Regions from separate parts of the Homo sapiens genome. Here region 2 is linked to region 1. A link is a loop called in an ENCODE intact Hi-C map of the cell type or tissue named here. Cell type or tissue: IMR-90. All regions are shown on one strand.

Region 1 (4,000 bases):
CCCAGGCTGGAGTGCAGTGGCGCCGTCTCAGCTCACTGTAACCTCCGCCTCCCGGGTTCAAGCAATTCTCCTGCCTCAGCCACCCGAGTAGCTGGCATTATAGACGCCCGCCACGACGCCCAGCTAATTTTTGTATTTTTAGTAGAGCCATGGTTTCACCATATTGGCCAGGCTGGTCTCGAACTCCTGACCTCGAGATCTGCCCGCCTTAGCCTCCCAAAGTGCCGGGATTACAGGCATGAGCCACTGCACTCAGCCTTTTAAAGCTTTTTTTTCTTTTTTTTTCTAAACTTCATCGAAATATAATTCCGTGGCTTTTAGTATGTTCACAGAGTTGTGCAACCCTTACCACAATCAATTTTAGAGCATTTTTATCACTCCAGAAAGAACCTTGTACCCATACCTGTAAGACTCGATTCCCCACCATTACCCCAATCCCCACCCTAGCAACCAACTGTTTTTTTCTCTATAGATAATTTACCAATTCTAGACATCTCGTGTAAATAATATAATATGTGGTCTTTGTTTTTTTTTGTTTGTTTGTTTTTTGTGTTTTAGACAGAGTCTTGCTCTGTCGCCCAGGCTGGAGTACATTGGTGCAATCTCTGCTCACTGCAACCTTCGCCTCTCCAGTTCAAGCATTTCTCCTGTCTCAGCCTTCTGAGTATCTGGGACTACAGGCATGTGCCACCACTCCTGGCTAACTTTTGTATTTTCAGTAAAGACAGGCTTTCACCACGTTGGCCAGGCTGGTCTCAAACTCCTGACCTCAAGTGGTCCGCCCACCTCGGCTTCCCAGACCGCTGGGATTATAGGCGTGAGCCACTGCGTCCAGGCAGTGTATGGTCTTTTCTAACTGGTTTCTTTCACTTAGGGTAGTGTTTTCAAGGTTCATCCACGTTGTGACATGTATCAGTACTTCATTATTTTTTATTGCCAAGTAGTATTCCGTTGTGTGGCTTCACAACATTTTATTTAACCATTCATCAGTTGATACAAATTTTAATTGTTTTCATTTTTTGGCTATTATGGATAATGCTGCTGTGAATACCGTGTATACATTTTTGTGTGGACATGTGTTTTCGTTTTTCTTGGCTGTATACCTAGGAGAGGAATTGCTGGATCGTGTGATTAACTCCATGTTTAATATTTTGAGGAACTGTCAAATTGTTTTCCAAAAAAGCTGTACCATTTTACCTTCTCACATTCCCCTAATGTACGAGTACTCCAATTCCTTCCCAACACTTGTTATTATGCTTTTTTGGTTATTGTCATTCTAACAGAGATGTGAAGTGGTATTTCGCTGGTTTTGATTTGCATTTTCCTGGTGACTAATGATGTTGAGCCTATTTTCATAGGTTTATTGGCCTTTTGTATATCTTCTTTGGAGAAATGACTGTTTAAATCCTTGGCCTATTTTTCCTTTGGATTACAGTAGTCCCTCCTTATCTGTAGGGGATACGTTCCAAGACTCCAGTGGATGCCCGAAACTTGATAGTACCAAACCATTTATATACTATGTTTTATCTTATACATGCACTGTGGCCATAACTTTTGCAGTTTGAGGTATGACAGCAAAACTAACTTTTTTTCCTTCTTCACAATTTCACTGATAGAAGATTCATTCTTACTGTAAATCTTATCAACTTCAGCATGTGATTTATTTTTTATTTTTATTTTATTTTTTTTAGTGAAAGTTGAGGCTGGGCATGGTGGCTGATGCCTTTAATCTCAGCACTTTGGCTCTGGGAGGCTGGGGCAGGAGGATTGCTTGAGACCAGGAGTTCAAGACCAGCCTGAGCAATATAGTGAGACCCCATCTCTACTAAAAATAAAAATACACTGGCTGGGCATAGTGGCACATGCCTATGGTTTCCGTTACTATGGAGGATGAGGTGGGAGGATTGTTTGTGCCCAGGAGTCTACGGCTGCAGTGAGCCAGGGTCACGCCACTGTACTCCACCCTAGGCAACAGATTCAGATCCTGTCTCTAAAAATAAAATAAAACAATAAAATAAAAGTTAAGAACTTTCACCTTTGGCATATCCAAATCATCAGCATCGCTACTCTTGTGCTTTGGGGCCATTATTAAGTATAATAAGGGTTACTTGAACACAAGAACTGCAATGCTGGGACAGCTGATCTGATACGAGTCAGCTGCTAAGTGACTAATATGTGGATGCTGAACAAAAGGATGATTCACATCCTAGGTGGAACAAAATGGGAATATATGGGATTTCATCAGGATAGTCAGAACGCCTTGTAATTTTTTTTTTTTTTTTTGAGACCGAGTCTCACTCTGTTGCCCATTCTGGAGTGCAGTAGTGCCATCGTGGCTCACTGCAACCTCAGCTTCCCGGGTTCAACCGATTCTTGTACCTCAGCCTCCCAAGTAGCTGAGATTACAGGCTTGTGCCATCACACCCAGGTAATTTTTGTGTTTTTAGTAGAGACGGGGTTTCGCCATATTGCCCAGGCTGGTCTCGAACTCTTGGGCTCAAGTGATCCACCCGACTCAGCATCCCAAAATGCTGGGATTACAGGCATGAGCCACTGCGCCTGGCCAGAATGACTTGTAATTTAAAACTGATGAATTATTTCTGGAATTTTTCACTTAATATTTTTGGACCACCATTGACCATAGATAACTGAAACTGCTGAAAATGAAACCATGAGTAAGGGGAAACTACTCTATTTGGTTTTTTATTGTTGAGTTTAAGAGTCTTTTATGTATTCTAGATACAACTTCTTTTCGGATACATGATTTGCAAATATTTTCTCCCATTCTGGGTTGTCATTTTATTTTCTCAATGATCTCTTTTGAAGACCAAAAGTTATTTAAAATTTTGATGAAATGCAATTTATCTGTTTTTTAAAATTTTGTCCCTGAGCTTTCACTGTCATATCTAAGAAGGCTCTGACTAATCCAAAGTCATGAAGATTTGCTTTTATACATTTTCTTCTAGGAGTTTTATAGTTTTAGCTCTTATATTTAGGTCTGTGATCCATTCTTAGCTAATTTTTGTGTATGGTATAAGGAAGGAGTCCAAATTCATTTTTCTTCATGTGGATATCCAGTGGTCCCAGCACCACTTGTTGAAGACTACTCTTTTGCTATTGAATGGTCTTGGCACTCTTGTTGAAATATCAGTTGACCAAAATGTATGAATTTATTTCTAGACTCTTAATTCTATTCCATTGATCTTTTTGTCTATCCTTATGTCAATACCACACAGTCTTTTTTTTTTCCCCTACACGATCTCGATTACTGCAGATTTGTAGTAACTTTTGAAATTGAGAAGGATGAATCCAACTTTGTTCCTCTTTTTAAAGATTGTTTTGACTATTCTGATTCTCTTGTAATTCCTTATACATTTTAAGATTAGCCTGTCAATTTCTGCAGAAAAGCCAGCTGGAATTTTGATAGTGATTCTGTTGAATCTGTAGGTTAATTTAATGATATTGACATCTTAAAAATATTAAGTCTTCTGGTCCATGAACATAGGATGTCTTTCCAGTTATGTATGTCTTTGAATTCTTTCAGTGTTTTGTAGGTTTCAGAATACAAGTTTTGCACTTCTTTTTCTTTAATTAATAGACTTTATTTTTTAGGGCAGTGTTAGCTTTGCAGAAAAATGGAGTAGAAAGTACAGAGAGTTCCCACATACTCCATCCCCACCCCTCAACCCTGTACACAGTTTTTCCTATTACTAACATCATGCATGAGTGTGGTACATTTGTTATAATTGATGAACCAATATTGATACATTATTATTGGTTAAAGTTCTTTGTTTACATTAGGATTCACTCTAATGTGTTTTACAGTTCTGTGTGTTTTAACAAATACATAATATTATCTATCCATCATTACGGTGTCATTCAGAATTGTTTCATTGTCCCAGAAATCCCCTTTGCTCCATTTGTTCATCCCTTTCTCTCTCTCCCCAAATCCCCTGTAACTATTGATCTTTTCATTGTCTTTATAGTTCTGCCCTTTCCA
Region 2 (4,000 bases), 1.2 Mb after region 1:
TGCTGTGAGCTGAGATCGGGCCACTGTCCTCCAGGCTCAGTGACAGTGAGACCCTGTCTCAAAAAAATGTATAGACATATATACTTATATATATGGCTGGGCACAGTGGCTCACGCCTGTAATCCCAGCACTTTGGGAGGCTGAGGTGGGTGGATCACCTGAGGTCAGGAGTTCAAGACCAGCCTGCCCAACATGGCGAAACCCCGTCTGTACTAAAAATACAAAAATTAGCCAGACGTGGTGGCAGATGCCTGTAATCCCAGCTGCTCTGGGTGCTGACCAGGAGAATTGCTTGAACTCAGGAGGCGGAGATTGCAGTGAGCCAATATCACGCCATTGCACTCCAGACTGGGCGACAGAGCAAGTCTCCATCTAAAAAAAAAAAAAAAAAAGATCTTGCCTGTCTGTGTGTGTGTCTCTCTCTCTCTCTATATATATATACAATTTTTATATAAAATTATATACATATATATATATTTTTTTAGACAGAGTCTCACCCTGTCACCCAGGTGGTAATTCAATGGTGCAGTGATGGTTCACTGTAGCCTCAACCTCCTGGGCTCAGGTGATCCTCACACCTCAGCCTCCTTAGTAGCTGGGACAATAGTCATGCACTACTACACCCAGCTATTTTTCAGTTTTTTGTAGAGACAGGCCTCCCTATGTTGTCCAGGCTGGTCTCAAACTCCTAGGCTCAAGCGGTCCCCCCTCTTCTGCCTCCCAAAGTACTGAGATTATAGGCATGGGCCACCAGATTATGTTTATTTCTAGTCCCTGTATTTAATTCTTAACCTACATTTTTATTTTTCTAAATATTAATTTCAATTGTCATATCTCAGTTGACAGGCAATAAAGTTAATTTTTTCTGCTTGCAACAGATGTTAGACTAATGATAATAAGATATTCAATTACTCTTTGTGCCTTGACAATATCTAAGACAGATACCCTAAGTGAAACCCTTCAAGCATTTATTTCCTTCCCTCTTTTTGTTTTTTGTTTTAAAGGACTTCAAAAAGCTATTGTTTGGGGATAGAGGGAGAGGATAGAATTATTTGTAGATTCCACATGTTAAATATATAATAGGTTCTTTAGGTTTGTTTTTGTAGAGACAAGATCTCCTAATGTTGCCCAGGCTGGTCATGAACTCCTGGGCTTAAGCGATCCTCCTGCCTCAGCCTCCCAAAGTGCTGAGATTGCAGGTTGTGAGCCACTACACCTGGCCTAAGTTTATATTTAATAAACTGTATATAACGTCTCAAAGCTTCCGTATTTCCAAAATAATCTTTTTTTCTTCCTTTGTGGCTACAAGGGACTGTTTTTCTACATTATGTCTCTAGTTAGAAAATGTCTGGCTAGGCTGGGCGTGGTGGCTCACACCTGTAATCCCAGCAGTTTGGGAGGCTGAGGCAGGCAGATCACAAGGTCAGCAGTTCAAGACCAGCCTGGCCAACACAGTGAAACCCCGTCTCTACTAAAAATACAAAAATTAGTCGAGTGTGGTGGTGGGTGCCTGTAGTCCCAGCTATTTGGGAGGCTAAGGCAGGAGAATCGCTTGAACCTGGGAGGCAGAAGTTGCAGTGAGCTGAGACCATGCCATTGCACTCCAGCCCAGGTGAAAGAAAGAGACCCCGTCTCATTTAAAAAAAAAGAAAGAAAGAAAAGATAATGCCCAGATAGCTGGGCACAGTGGCTCACGCCTGTAATCCAAACACTTTGGGACACCAAGGCAGGCAGATCACTTGAGGTCAGGCATTTGAGACCAGCCTGGCCAACATGGCAACATCCTGTCTCTACTAAAAATACAAAAATTAGCTGGGCATGGTGGCAGGTGCCTATAATCCCAGCTACTCAGAAGGCTAAGGTGGGAGGATCGCTTGAACCTGGAAGGTGAAGATTGCAGTGAGCCCATATTGTGCCACTGCACTTCAGCCTGGGCAACAGAGCCAGACTCTGTCTCAAATAAAAAAAAAAAAGAAAGAAAATGCCTGGGTCCATAGCAGCCGGGAAAGGCTTTCTTGTAACTCCTTACTCAGCCTCAACTGGAAATTGCTCTTTATAACAGAATCCCCATAGCAATAAATGGCAGGTAACTGTGGAGCCAGCCAGACAGGTAGAATAGGATGAGGTGAGGTAGTGAGGAAAGAAAAGATTCCAAATGGAGTTACAAATGAGGAATGAAACAGGGATAAATGGAAACGCTCTTCTGAACTTTGCCTAGGAGACAATACTGTATCAGAGGCCAAGTCTTTTTGTTTGTTTTTTGTTTTTGTTTTTTGAGATGTAGTCTCGCTCTGTTGCCAGGCTGGTGTGATCTCGGCTCACTGCAACCTCCGCCTCCTGGGTTCAAGTGATTCTCCCGCCTCAGCCTCCTGAGTAGCTGGGACTATAGGCACATGCCACAACGCCCGGCTAATTTTTGTATTTTTAGTAGAGATGGGGTTTCACCATGTTGGAGAGGCCAAGCTTTTAAAATGATGCATTTTCTCTTCAGCAGCAGCCCATCAATAAGGGAGGGGTCAGGACTCCAGTACCTCCAAGAGGAAGACTCTCTGTGGCTTCTACTCCCATCAGCCAACGACGCTCGCAAGGCCGGTCTTGTGGCCCTGCAAGTCAGAGTACCTTGGGTCTGAAGGGGTCACTCAAGCGCTCTGCTATCTCTGCAGCTAAAACGGGTGTCAGGTAAAGAAATCACTCCAAAATGTAATCATGAACAAGATTTCACATGGACTATATAAAAAAAAAATTTTTAATTGGCAAATAATATTCGTACATACTCATAGGGTACATAGTGATGTTTCTTTTCTTTTCTTTTTCTTTTTTTTTTTTTTGAGATGAGGTCTCGCTCTGTCGCCCAGGCTGGAGTGCAGTGGCGCAATCTCAGCTCCCTGCAACCTCCGCCTCCCAGGTTCAAGTGATTCTTCTGCCTCAGCCTCCCGAGTAGCTGGGACTACAGGTACGTGCCACCATGCCCGGCTAATTTTTTGTATTTTTAGTAGAGACGGGCTTTCATCATGTTAGCCAGGATGGTTTCGATCTCCTGGCTTCATGATCTGCCCACCTCAGCCTCCCAAAGTGCTGGGATTACAGGCGTGAGCCACCACGCCCGGCCCATAGTGATGTTTCAATACATATATTGTATTGTAGTCAGATCAGGGTAATTAGCATATCCATCATCTCAAATAGTTATCATTGCTTTATATTTAGTATCCTCCTTCTAGCTGTTTGAAACCACCATGCGCAGCTAATTTCACAAGGTCTCACTACGTTGTCCAGTCTGGTTTTGAACTCTTGGGCTCAAGTGATCATCCCACCTTGGCCAACCAAAGTGCTGGGATTACAAACGTGCCATTGCACCCAACCTTTCTTTTTTTTTCTTTTTTCTTTTTTTTTTTTTTCTTCATTCAGAGTCTCACTCCATTGCCCAGGCTGGAGTGCAGTGACGAGATCTTGACTCACTGCAACCTCTGCCTCCCAGGTTCAAGCGATTCTCAGCCTCCCGAGTGGCTGGGACTACAGGCACGTACCACCACACCCGGCTAAGTTTTTATTTTAGTAGAGACGGGGTTTCACCATGTTGGCCAGGCTGGTCTTGAACTCCTGACCTCAGGTGATCTACCTGCCTTGGCCTCCCAAAGTGCTGGGATTACAGGCATGAGCCACCGCGCCTGGCCGCACCCAGGTATATGTACCTCTTAAATTTCTCATTCAAATCATGAATTGTTTTCCTGATTTCATTGACTTGTCTGTATTCTCTTGTGTATCTCACTGAGTTCCCTTAAGATTATTATTTTGAATTCTTTTTCTGGTATTTCATATATTTCCCTATGAATAGGGTTACTGGAGAATTACCATTTTTCTTTGAAGGTGACTTGTTTCCCTACATTTTCATGGTTTATGTGTCCTTGCATTGATTTCTACACATCTGTTAGGAAAGTCACCTCTTCCAATTTTATAGAGGAGGTTTCATAGGGAAGAACATACTCATATGAATAGGTCTTAG

Evidence for each region. A loop is a pair of places that touch in the nucleus more often than their neighbours do. Peaks named below come from ENCODE experiments on the same cell type or tissue, not always from the same donor. Only the 100,000 strongest peaks of a DNase experiment are listed, where the experiment ranks them.
Region 2: a loop joins it to region 1, with 23 times the contacts of the local background. A loop is called at or near these places in 1 of 110 quality-filtered maps.

What each region holds. Positions count from the first base shown.
Region 1 is chr15:40,188,623-40,192,622 of GRCh38, forward strand. All of the region lies in intron 8 of BUB1B (BUB1 mitotic checkpoint serine/threonine kinase B), which reads left to right. All of the region lies in intron 1 of LOC107984763 (a long non-coding RNA gene), which reads right to left. Among named protein-coding and RNA genes, the nearest start is that of BUB1B-PAK6, 27 kb to the right of the region's middle. RefSeq lists a silencer at 2,052-2,252. In IMR-90, no CTCF peak of the experiment used is centred here; a DNase peak (open chromatin) is centred at 2,159.
Region 2 is chr15:41,362,911-41,366,910 of GRCh38, forward strand. NUSAP1 (nucleolar and spindle associated protein 1) reads left to right here. Exons shown (of 11, transcript NM_016359.5): 7 at 2,492-2,679. Among named protein-coding and RNA genes, the nearest start is that of NUSAP1, 32 kb to the left of the region's middle. In IMR-90, no CTCF peak of the experiment used is centred here; no DNase peak of the experiment used is centred here.